Regions from separate parts of the Homo sapiens genome. Here region 2 is linked to region 1. The links are chromatin contacts, found by Hi-C or POLR2A ChIA-PET in ENCODE. All regions are on one chromosome and are shown on one strand. Each heading gives the region's core, a stretch centred on a gene start or an enhancer-like site at or near the end of the contact. The rest is flanking DNA. Distances are from core to core; before and after follow the strand shown. Region 1 holds the start of PLAC8 (placenta associated 8). Region 2 overlaps LOC124900167 (a long non-coding RNA gene).

Region 1 (6,413 bases), core at 1,731-4,230:
TTCCTTTACCTGACTGTATTTACTTAGTGTATGGCATATGTGTTTTTGTATTCAAATTGGCTAATGTTAGACTTCATAGCAGTTTGAGTCCTGAACATTTTCTGAGTGCCTTTGAAATCCACTCAGTGGCCATCTCTATATTCTATAGTAAGCAGCTGTATCGGCTGGGTGTGGTGGCTTACGCCTGTAATCCCAGCACTTTGGGAGGCTGAGGTCGGGAGTTCGAGACCAACCTGAACAACATGGAGAAACCCTGTCTCTACTAAAAATACAAAATTAGCTGGGTGTGGTAGTGTATGCCTGTAATCCCAGCTATTCGGGAGGCTGAGGCAGGAGAATCGCTTGAACCCAGGAGGTGGAGGTTGTGGTGAGCCAAGATCGTGCCATTGCATTCCAGCCTGGATGACAGAGCGAGACTCCGTCTCAAAAAAAAAAAAATTTATATATATATATATGTATATATATATATGTATATATATATATATATATGTATCAGCTGTATCTCAAATATCCATATGCTAACTGCCAGTTAGTTTGTGTGAACATTACTTCCTCCATGTAGTAGCCTCAACAGTCTTTAGCCCAACAGTCAACATTGTATGTTTCTGTTTCCTTCACTACTTTTGTACTTTTGACTTCCTCTTTTGAATGTGGGAGATTGCAGGGACCCAGGTGCTTCTGTGAATATTAGCACTAGGAACTGGAGCAGAATGGGGGGCCCCAGGAGGTTTCTGATGCTATTGTAAGTTCCTTTCTAGCACAGATTACCTATATTGGTGGAGAAGTCTACTCGGCTTATCCCTGCGTAGAAGAGTAGTCCTAAAGGGAACTGCTATCCAGGACTTCCATCTGTCACTTCTAGCTGATTCTAAAAAGGGTCTAATAACTTCTCCCGTGAGATATCTTATTCAAAGAAATACCTTCTTGAAAGTTATAAAACAGATGAGAAAGCAAACACACTCATTTGTACGCGCCTCTGTGATCATTTAAAAATTCAAGGTATCTTTTAAGTTGCAACAAATGTAAAACAGAAACAAATGTAAAATTGTTGCTTGTTCAAACAACCACAATTCTCTTTGCTTCAGCCATGAAGTCTTTAGCCTTAGCCATTCAAGGTAAAAGGTCAGCAATAAGTGGAGAGAAAACGTCCTTGAAAATCTAGAGTTCCTAGGACCTTAGGTACCAGCTTGTCTCCTTAGTTCAGTGGTCCTCAAAGCTTACTATTAGTAAAACCACTTGGACTGCTCTTTAACGTGTAGATTTCTAGACACTGCTCAGAGATTGTGACTTAGATAGAATGAGCTAGGGTTGAGGAATCTGTACAATGTAGAATTCTACACACTGTTCAGAGATTGTGGTTTAGATAGAATGAGCTAGGGTCTAAAAGTCTGTAACGTGCACCCGCAGGGCTGCTGCCCTTATGCCATAGGCTTTTGTCCTATGAACTAGAAAAACGTGGCCCTTCTCACAGACACGGCTTGGTGAGCACGTAGCTGCTTCGGTGAGAATTCGAAAAACGGTACACCTTCCTCCATGCGATGAAGCCCATGCTAGACCCTCTCGCATTCCCGGGAGCACATTCCAAACTAGCTCCTCTCCCTTCAGGTGCGGGCCTGTGCAGTATCCTGGGCACTTCACAAGATTCTAATGCCAGTGGCCTTGCAGAGCACATTTTGTAACCCACGACCAGTGGCCTTATTTTTCTTCTGTTACTAATAACTACAGATCCAATTTAATTCAGCAAATATTTTATTGAGTGCCAGGGTGTGTAAACGTGTTGGGCTGGATTTGGTAAGGGCTAAGGAGATGCCTGAGGTTTCCTATCTGTGGCCAGCAGTTCTGCCCGTTGTGGTGTGACCACACAGCTGTTTTGTTCCATGCCATCTTTAACCCCACAGGAGCAGAGAGAGTGATTAAAAAAAAGTTGGCAGGGGCCACCTTGGAAAATGCAGGAAAAATGGGGGCAGGAGGTAGTGAAATGGGAATCTTGGTGGGCAAGCTTTGGAGAATGAGACTAGAATACCTTTCTTTAGGAAGTTCTGTGGAATGGTCTCAATGTCAGGAAATCTTGCAGTATTTGGCTCATATTTTAAACACCTTAATTTTATCTATTAGTTAAGAATCAATCTTGTATTTGTCTCTCCTTTCTATGAGCACTTCACTCCTGAGGACAGCCCACTATCTTAATAAAATACATTAATATTAATATAATACATGATATTAATTATAGTAATATTAATACATATTATTAATATTGATTAATCCAGATACTAGACATATTATTGAGATTTTTCTCTTCTACTGTTTATTGATGTTAAATTTCATTTTTTTGCTTTGATTGAAACATTTCCATTTCATAATCTCTCCATCTCTCTTTATACATATAAATGAAGCACCAGAATTTAATTTTGAAGAATTCTAGTCTGTTTTTCTTACTTTCATAGTGAGAATTCAAGAATTCTTATAATTCATTAGCTAAATCTACAAAATTCCATATCTTGTTTCTAAATACTTTGAATGGATAAAATAGAATATTTGTAAAGCAGAAAGAAATTAGACCGGCATAAGTCAACATGCATACATATTGAAATAAAGAGTGAAATTAATGATCATGTTACTAAATACAATGTATAATATGTGTTTGCTGCAGAAAGCAGCAATTGATGAGGATTCAAGGCTGGGATCTTACACTACTTTGAAAAGCCTGGCATTTGGCAAAATGCTTAGCAAGAAATTGTTGAATTTGACTAAATGTATAAATTTAAAGCAATTAGATAAGAAAACCTTAGTCTTTTAGCTGAAACTCAAAATATAACATGCTAAGAAAAAAACAAGAAAATCAAATAACTTTTAAAGAAAGCTTTTTTTTTTTGAATGCTAAGTTTTTAAAACAAGTTCTTACTTGTAAAGTACTTACAATTAGTAAACAAGGTTCCGAGCAGGAAATGTCTTGTGGCCTGGGAGAGAATCTCACCACAAATGAAAACTACGTGAAAGGGGAGAGGTAACTGTGTTTCTATCGCAGGGCATAGTACATAGAACAGTTTCAGACGCTCTTATTGGCCAGAGTAATCCAGCAGAAGTGGTTTCAATGTGTGTTTCTCTTATCTGGAGAATGAATATATCTCTTGCCAAATAAGGTGTGTTTCTTTTCCTATATTGTGTTAGGTACACTGATACGTCTTTTTAATGGGGAAAGGATTTAATTCATTATATAGTTTGATTGGTTTTACATGTCTGGCAGAGCTTACTGTTGTTTTTTTGTGTTTGTTTTTTGTTATCTTTGTGGGGAAAAAAAAGATCATTATTGTTTCAGATTATATAGTAGTTGGCATCTCAAGCATCCTTTAATGGTATCAACTTACAGATACTGAACATTAAAATAGGCCAAGCATTATCAATGACTTGTTAATGACTTTGATAGTTAGGCCTTATTTTTTCAATTTTAGAGGTGAGGAAACAAGCTCAGATTCTTGAGCTGACTTTCAGAGGCCACATAGCTAACAAGTTACTCACCTAGGATTTTAGCTCATGTCAGCTCAGCTCCAAACTATGGCTCTTTTTACAATGTTGCATCCAATTTCTTTGTACCTTTTTAATTATTCTTCTTATTGGTGGTATTACTATTTCTTTCTTTTGAAATTTTTATTCATAGTCTTTGAATTTCTGATCCCATAGTTTAAACTATCAAAAGACAAAATTACAACAAATTTAGTTTAGAAGATGTAATTGCCTTTTATTTGCAATTCTAGAATCAAGCAACACATCATTCTATAAAATAGAATGAGTGTCCTGGTGAGTATGAAGAAAGCGGAAACAGAGAAAAAAAGATAGATTGGTTGTTTCAAAGTTACTTTCCTTATAGGACTAAAACAGAGAGGACTTCCTTACTACACTGACTGAGGTTGACTGAAATCTCCTGTTTTTTGGAAAACTGGTCCATTTCAAAGTTCAGTTTGATTATATGTCACTTAGCACAAGCGACTTCATTCTGGTTTGGTCTGATTTTCTGGGGCCTAGAGCAGGAGGCTAGTCCATAACAATGGCCTCTCATAAACTTTGTTTAACAAAACCTTTCAGAAATGAGGGTGGGCCGGCACAGTGGGAGGCCCAGGCGGAGGACTGCTTAAGGTCAGAGTTCAAGACAAGCCTGGCCAACACAGTGAGACCTTGTCTCTAAAAAAAAACAAAAACAAAAACAAAAAATTAAAAAATTAGCCAGACATGGTGGTAAGTGCCCGTAGGCTTGTAGTCCCCGCTACTTGGAAGGCTGAGGCAGGAGGATTGCCTGAGCCCAAGAATTTGAGGTTACAGTGAGCTGTGTTGTGTCACCACACTCCAGCCGGAGTGACAGCAAGACCGTGTCTCTAAAAAAAAAAAAAAATTAAGAAATGAGAGTGGCCAGCTTTCCTGTCATTCACTCTGAAGTTTTTGCGGATGGGAAATCTTTCCCACTAGAACAAGGCTATTGTGTGAGGTTGTACAGTGAGAATGTGTGGCATTATGGCAGACTCTAAGTGCTTAGAGTCCCTTTTCAGTCCCAATTCCTAGCTGCCATCTGCTAGCCACTTAACATTTCTATGCCTCAGGTTCCTTGTCAAATGAGCGTAATAATTGCACCTACCCCACAGGATTGTAGGGAAAATTCAAAAAATTAATACATGCAAAACATTTAAAACAGTGCCTAACACATAATCAATATTAGGGGAAACAAAGAAACAAAGAAATCTGAAGAAGGAGAAAGAAAAAGAGACATGTGGAATTCCAGATAGCCTATTTTCTTCCAAATACTATGTATAAACTCCACAATAAAAAGATGGCAACATGGCCAGGTGTGGTAACTCACACCTGTAATCCCAGCACTTTGGGAGGCCAAGGCGGGAGGATCACTTGAGCCCAGGAGTTTGAGACCAGCCTGTGCAACATAGTGAGATCTCATCTCCTTTTTTCAAATAAATAAATAAAATAAAAAATTAAAAAATTGAAAAATCAAAAAGATGTCAACAAATATGTACTAGTTATTTATTGTATTAAAGGGGGAAAGTACATCTTAAAAATCGGTAAGCTTGGCCGGGCACGGTCACTCATGCCTGTAATTCCAGCACTTTAGGAGGCCGAGGCAGGCAGATCACCTGAGGTCGGGAGTTTGAGACCAGCCTGACCAACATGGAGAAACCTCGTCTCTACTAAAAATACAAAATTAGCTGGGCGTGGTGGCGCATGCCTATAATCCCAGCTACTCAGTAGGCTGAGGCAGGAGAATTGCTTGAACCCGGGAGGCAGAGGTTGTGGTGAGCCGAGATCACGCCATTGCACTCCAGCCTGGGCAACAAGAGCAAACCTCCGTCTCAAAAAAATAAAAAATATGTCTGGGCGGGGTGGCTCATGCCTGTAATCCGAGCACTTTGGGAGGCCGAGGCGGGCGGATGACCTGAGGTCGGGAGTTCGAGACCAGCCTGACCAACATGGAGAAACCTCGTCTCTACTAAAAATACAAAATTAGCCGGGCTTGGTGGCACATGCCCGTAATCCCGGCTACTTGGGAGGCTGAGGCAGGAGAATTGCTTGAACCTGTTAGACAGAGGTTGCAGTGAACCGAGATTGCGCCATTGCACTCCAGCATGGGCAACAGAGCGAGACTCTGTCTCAAAATAAATACATAAATAAATAAAATAAAAAATAAAAAAATAACATCCAGGCCGGGCGCAGTGGCTCACGCCTGTAATCCCAGCACTTTGGGAAGCCGAGGTGGGCAGATCACAAAGTCAGGAGTTCGAGACCAGCCTGGCCAATATAGTGAAACCCCGTCTCTACTAAAAATACAAAAAAATTAGCCAGGCATGGTCGTGGGCACCTGTAGTCCCAGCTACTCGGGGAGCTGAGGCAGGAGACTTGCTTGAACCCGGAAGGTGGAGGTTGCAGTGAGTCGAGATTGCACCACTGCACTCCAGCCTGGGTGATAGAGCAAGACTCTGTCTCAAAAAAAAAAAAAAAAAAAAACACCACCCAGCCTTGACAAAGTTTTACAAACTGATAGTAGACTGGTTGATTTTTGGTGGCATTATAAATTGGTACTATCTTTTAGAAAGGCAATATTGGCCACATAGTATATAGAAGAACAAAAAAAATACTTACATTTTGGTCCTCCAGTTTCATCAAGAGTGAGTGCCTTCTTAAATTCTGTGCCCGTAGGGACCTTGTTTGCCTCACCCTGGTCCTGGTCCTGAATGAATGCATGAAGGAAAGAGGTCAAATTACATCAAGGCCATGTCCATCTTTACCATTATGTTACCCAGAATGGGGAATAATGGATCTTATATGTTCAGTCCATCTTTTTAAGGTATGCTGGGAGCAATTGGAGGGCAACACAAGGTGATATATTGCAGACAACTAGAAAACGTGAACAGAGCCAC
Region 2 (5,901 bases), core at 3,343-5,842, 36 kb after region 1:
CACCTTGAATTGTAATAAGCCCCACGCGTCAAGGGTGGGACCAGGTGGAGATAATTGAATTATGGGGGCGGTTTTCCCCATACTGTTTTCATGATAGTGAGTGAATTCTCACAAGATCTGATGGTTTTATAAGGGGCTTCCCCCTTTGCTTGGCTCTCATTCTCTCTACTGCCACCCAGTGAAGACGTGCCTTCCACCAGGGCTGTAAGTTTCCTGAGGCCTCCCCAGCCATGTGGAACTGTGAGTCAATTAAATCTCTTTTCTTTATAAATTACCCAGTCTTGAGTATTTCTTCATAATAGCATGAGAGCGGACTCATACACAGAGTCTCACTATGTTGCCCAGGCTGGTTTCAAACTCTTGGATTCAAGCAATCCTCCTGACTTGTGCTGGGATTATAGGTGTGAGCCACTGTACCCAACCAAAGACAAGATTTGAGGGGGAATTGCATCAGAATTTAGGATTACAGTGACATTACTTGGAAGTCATTTGAAGGGTGTTCTTCACTGGAAGATGTTGAAACATCTTCCCTAAGAGAAGACCTAAAAATTCCAGAGCAAAAACCAGCTGCTGTAGTGGAAATGACCTATGAAAACCTTAACATTCTGGAGAGGATGGAGAAAATTAGAGAGATGAACAGGGAACTAGAATTGCTGGAAATTCTAAGTTACTTGTAATAATGAGAAATGCTCTGCTCCCAAGACTGAATAGAGGCTGTGTCCCTGTAGAGAGTACCAGTTGCCAGAATGCAGGAACTAGGGCAGAAATAGAAAAGAAAAAATAAAGTGGAAAGAAGAGGGCAGGAAACACATAGTACTTTAGTTCAGAATGTCGATTCCTTGTCTCATTAATTCAGGAGCTCTACCTGCAGCCGCTAAGTATGGTCCATATCTATATTATTGGACTAGAGCTCATTCAATTACCACCTACAGGGAAACGTACTTGTCTCATAGTAGGAGGACCACCTGCTTCAGAAATACTTGTAGTCCTTATTAAAATTCAGAAGCCTGGATCCTACCACAGATTTGAGTCAGAAAAGCTGGAGGAATCACTATTATTACAAATTCCAACCACACTTAAGGCTCTGAAAACCTTGTTAAAGTCACCAGAAAGACTTAGCTGGTATGACAGAATTTATGCTATCATAATTGGTAATCTGAGTTGCGCCTCTGGCCATCACTTCAGCAACTGTCTTAGAGATGCTTTATTAGGAACAGGTGGTTTGCCACTCTGATCCCAAGAGATGCATAGAGCCTTATGGCATCTGTGGCAGATAGATGTGCCAAAGATGGCTGACAGATGCAGAGAGCCTTATGGCATCTATGGCCAAAGATGGATAACTGGGTGAACTGCACACTTAATTTGTAGAGACTAAAATAGCTTCCCATCACTTTGGAGAATGAATTATTATTCTAGATACCGTGGTGTTGACAGGAACATAGGAACATATAACTAGATATGATACACAGTCACATTTTGTATAAATCTCAGTTGGTTACTATTGGTAACAGTGGACCTGATATCCAGGCTTAGGGAAATAAGTGTCCTGTTGTACATATACATCTAGTTGCCCTTAAGTCATGGTGTATTTAAGATGGTCATGGTTGATATGTGGCACATTTACTGTCACTTCACACAGCCACCTGTGGCAGACATCCTAACAAATCACAGAATTCTTTCCTACCCAATCAGGAGGTCATTCTCTCAATCCAGGCTCCAGGAAGCTGATTACCAATTGATTGGTTTAGAAGGGCAATTGAAAACCATTAGCCTTCCATTTACTAACGGATATCTCCTGTGTCTGTGAAAGGGTACCAAGGATAAAAGATGCCTTGAGGGCCGTGTGCGGTGTCTTATGCCTGTAATCCCAGCACTTGGGGAGTCCGAGGCAGGCGGATCACTTGAGATCAGTAATTTGAGACCAGCCTGGCCAACATGGTGAAACCTCATCTTTTTTTGAGACAGGGTCTTGCTCTGTTGCCCAGGCTGGAGTACAGTAGCATGATCTTGGCTCATTGCAACCTCTGAATCCTGGGCTCAAGTGAAAATTATCTGGGCATGATGGTGGGCCCCTGTAATCCCAGTTACTCGGGAGGCTGAGGCAGGAGAATCACTTGAACTCTGGAGGCAGAGGTTCCAGTGCGCCGAGATCGCGCCACTGCACTCCAGCCTGGGCAACAGAGTGAAACTCTGTCTCACCAAAAAAAAAAAAATGTCTTTGAGAATTTGTTGTTATACTCAGAGGTCAGCAAAGAATTCCCACCAATTTACTAAGCACCTTTTATAAAGCATGTATTGCTTTTTTTTTTTTGGTATCTCACTTTAGTTGACAAAGGATGCAATAAGGGAAACATGTACACCACAGGCAATCAGTGCATATAGATCCCTGTTAAAAACTCAACATGTAACCTATATATATAGTCATACATTCTTTGCTAATGCGTAGCTTTCTGAACCACTTTAAAATATACATTTTATGTCACTTGTTGATCATGAGAAGTTTGTGACATTACCCTCATTTTTCTGGTAAGCCAGAGAAATTAAATGACTTGCTAAAATCACCCAACAAATTGGTGGTAGACCCTGGTCTTTCCCTTCTCAAGTCAGTGCTCTATTCATAATATTAGAGCATTTCAAATGATGTGCAGATTATAGCTGCAGCCCCATCCTCTCTTATCATTTCTGGAATGGTTCCCTTTAAAGTTTAATGCACCAATTTTTCTGTTTGTGAGTAGTGCCAGACCAGGCCCCACCTTGTATCCCTCTAGCCATTTTCACTGACATGTCTCACGTTTGTTCTACAGGGAAGGAAGTACAGAGTGAAGGAGGGATATACAAATTATGAGGAGATGTGAAAATAAGAGACTGAATAGTGCTAGAAAAAGCCATGGAATGGGCTATTTTGCAAAGTTTTGAAGACCCTCTCCCCGGAAGGGTCCAGTTGGGTCCCTGAAGACCCTCTGGCAGATGCCCCAGGAAGGACTTCTGCTCTGCACAAGAGGTGCTGGGTAATCCTGGGAGGTCTAGTCTGCCAACCAGGTGCTATGACTGCGTATTCTTGACTTACTGAAAAAACTTTGAACTCCAGCATTTGGTAGCAGTTATTTTTTTTAAAAGTTAATTTAATGATACTCCTAATTTGCAATGTGGGTAGAGAGGGAAGAGGGAAAGAGAGGGATCTACAGCAGATCAAGTTTGTAAGGGGTTCGGCACGCCTAAGTGGTGAAATGGTAAGTGATTATTTTTCATAAAAGTTTTTTTTTAATTGCTGAAGTGTTTCTATTTCTCATCTGACAGAGCAAGAATGTGGAACAAAGGGTGGACACATAAATAGTAATGTTAAAAATCTTCTAATGTTGTGACCCTCATGAGATGGAGGAATGGATATTCAGATAGAAGACCATGTAGCCTTAATAATTCCCTCAACAATAATCCAAAATCCTATAACTCATACTCATTTTTTTCAGTCTTTAACTCATTATTTAATTTTTATTTTTTAAACCTTCACTTAAGCAGCATTTGTCAAATACACATGATATGCCTCAAGGAAGAACTAAATAGTCTCATTCAATATGGATCTAATCACTTTTCTGTTCTAGTATGTCTGTCTGTTTTTTACCTAAGGTAGTTTTTAGGGGGAAAAAAATCTCACTATTATTTGCGTGAAACCTAGGGAAATCTGCAGAAAACATGCTCTAATTCTAAGTCTGTTTCATAATATATACATATGTAGAGAGAATATAGAGAAAAACCATTCTTCTTTCAAAGAGGAGGACATGAACTACAGGCTAATACCAAGCTGAAGTTAAGAAGGGACATAAACATCATGACTGCATTAGCTTCTCAGGAAATGGGTGCCTGAAATAAGAACACCGCATTCACCATTCTGGCTGGGTAAAGGAGACTGGTGCTCCTTTTCATTTGGAGGCTGTTAAAAAAGAAGTCTTGTAATGAGCTCTATTTGCAAGATCACTCATGGAATGAATGAGTGAATGAATTGTGGTACATGGCCGAAGACACAACTACTCTGGAAGGCAAGATAAAGAAATGGGAAAAAACAGACCTTTGGAGACAGACAGAATAAACTTGAGTCCAAATTCCAGCATTTATATGTTTGGTGACCTTAAATGTTTCTGATTCCTGGTTTCCATATCTATAAAGTAGAGATAATACCTATAGCACAAAGAGTTCGTGAGTAGTAAATGAGCAAACACGTCAGCACGATATTCTAGGATGTAGTAGGAGTGCAATCAATAGCTATTTCCTTTCTTTCCTCTTCTCCCCTGCAGTGGCCGTGTGCTGGGCCAAAGAGATGCTCTCTTGGCTGTCTATGCAGGGAGAGGCAGATCAAAGGGGCTGCATGATAACAGCCCCATAAAAGTTTGCATAGATGTAAAAGGGAAACAAAGCAGAGAGCCTGAATTACACACCTTAGTCCTGGAAATTACTAGCCATTGTAGAGGGCTGTTTGAAGGAGGAAGAAGAGAAACACACTCTCTATCAATGCATTTATTTAATCAATGCCAAGAACATCCAGTCACGGAATCCTTAACCTAGAAGTAACCTTAAATGTAATCTCACAGAACTTCCTCATGACGGATATGGAAACTGATGTTACCAAATGTCAAATGACTTCGGAAGGGTCAGAAAGTTAGCTATTTGCTGGGCTGTTCCCAGAACCTCTTCTCCAGAATCTAGTTAAGCCCCGCTTCTTCTATAGCATTTTGGGGTCATGGAGCACTTTGAGAATCTCAGCCTCACACCCCATGTATGTAACTACATATACATGAGACTGCATTCAGTTTCAGGAGGTTCGTGGTCCGGCCACAAAGTTAACAACCGCTGTGTGTTATGTTGCCTTGAGCAAGGAATTTTGTTAATGAGAAAAGTAGGAAGTCTGGCAGCTAAGCAAGCACACAGGAGAAATGAAACCAGGGCCCTGCACACATCCCCAACCTGGGAAAACAGGTGAGTCACTTCCTGAGATAAGAACAAAAATAATAGAAGTTATTTATTGAGCACTTATTACTTGCCAGGCCCTGTGCTAAACACTTTCCATATGTTATCTCCCGTAAGTCTCTACTGCAACACGAAGGAGTAGCTGTCATTACTCCCACTTTATCAGTGAGGGAGCCAAGGCTTAACTTGCTCTGTGGGGTAGGAAAAAGGTCCATCGTGTTACTTCTTTGTTTAAAACATTTCAATGGCTTTCCAGCTTACTTGGAATAAAAGCTAAAAAGTTCTTATAATAAATTCTCTGATATCATGTTCTTCTATTACCGCCCCCCCCAACCTCCCCACTCCTGCCCCACCTCTGGCCGCTTGCCATTTCTAGAACACTCCAGATGAGCTCTACTTCGAGACCTTGGCTCTAGCTCTTTGCTCTGCCTGGACTTTCGTCAGATGGGTCAGCCACATGTCCTTTTATTTTATTTTTAAAATTTTTCAATAAAATAGAACACATAAAATAAGGCCTTTAACTCCTGGGCTTCCACCTCAGCCCCCAGAGTATCTGGAACCATAGGCGTGCACCACCACATCCAGCTTTTGCTTATCCTTTTAGATCGTTATTTTCTCACTGAGGTCTTCTCTAATAACCCTATTTAAAATTAGAACCCTTCAACACTTTATTCCTATTCCCTGCTTTATTTCTCTCTAGCACTTATCATCATCCTACTTGATGTACTTTTATTTAGTAATACTGTGGTTGTCTTCTCCTATGAGAGGCTAATCCCTACCATTGACAACTGTTACGGTAATAATTGGTTTATGCAGGAATCTTTAATGGACGTTACAAGTAGTGGGTGAAGGTGTGAGAATATTTACAACTCACTACAAGATCCTTATTTGTTATGATAGAGAAAATAGCAACTTTACAGTGGAGAATCCTGGAAGACACTA

Evidence for each region. A loop is a pair of places that touch in the nucleus more often than their neighbours do. ChIA-PET counts read pairs that join two places held with the same protein, here RNA polymerase II (POLR2A). Pooled maps may share reads with other maps.
Region 2: a map of PC-9 shows a loop between it and region 1 (5-fold over the local background). The contact joins the enhancer-like site here to the promoter of PLAC8 in region 1. A Hi-C loop is called at or near these places in 8 of 168 maps with a recorded cell type or tissue (B cell, CD4-positive, alpha-beta memory T cell, CD8-positive, alpha-beta T cell and 4 more) and 10 of 50 pooled maps. POLR2A ChIA-PET finds 5 or more read pairs at or near these places in 16 of 52 experiments (B cell, CD4-positive, alpha-beta T cell, CD4-positive, alpha-beta memory T cell and 11 more).

Annotation. Positions count from the first base shown.
Region 1 is chr4:83,111,749-83,118,161 of GRCh38, forward strand. It overlaps PLAC8 (placenta associated 8), which reads right to left and starts at 2,981. Exons shown (of 5, transcript NM_016619.3): 1 at 2,918-2,981.
Region 2 is chr4:83,145,804-83,151,704 of GRCh38, forward strand. All of the region lies in intron 4 of LOC124900167 (a long non-coding RNA gene), which reads right to left. Among named protein-coding and RNA genes, the nearest start is that of PLAC8, 34 kb to the left of the region's middle. Within about 2 kb of position 4,593, at least 3 of the 41 ENCODE cell types and tissues checked have a DNase peak (open chromatin) inside an H3K27ac peak, as active enhancers do; they include endothelial cell of umbilical vein, where a contact is called at or near this core.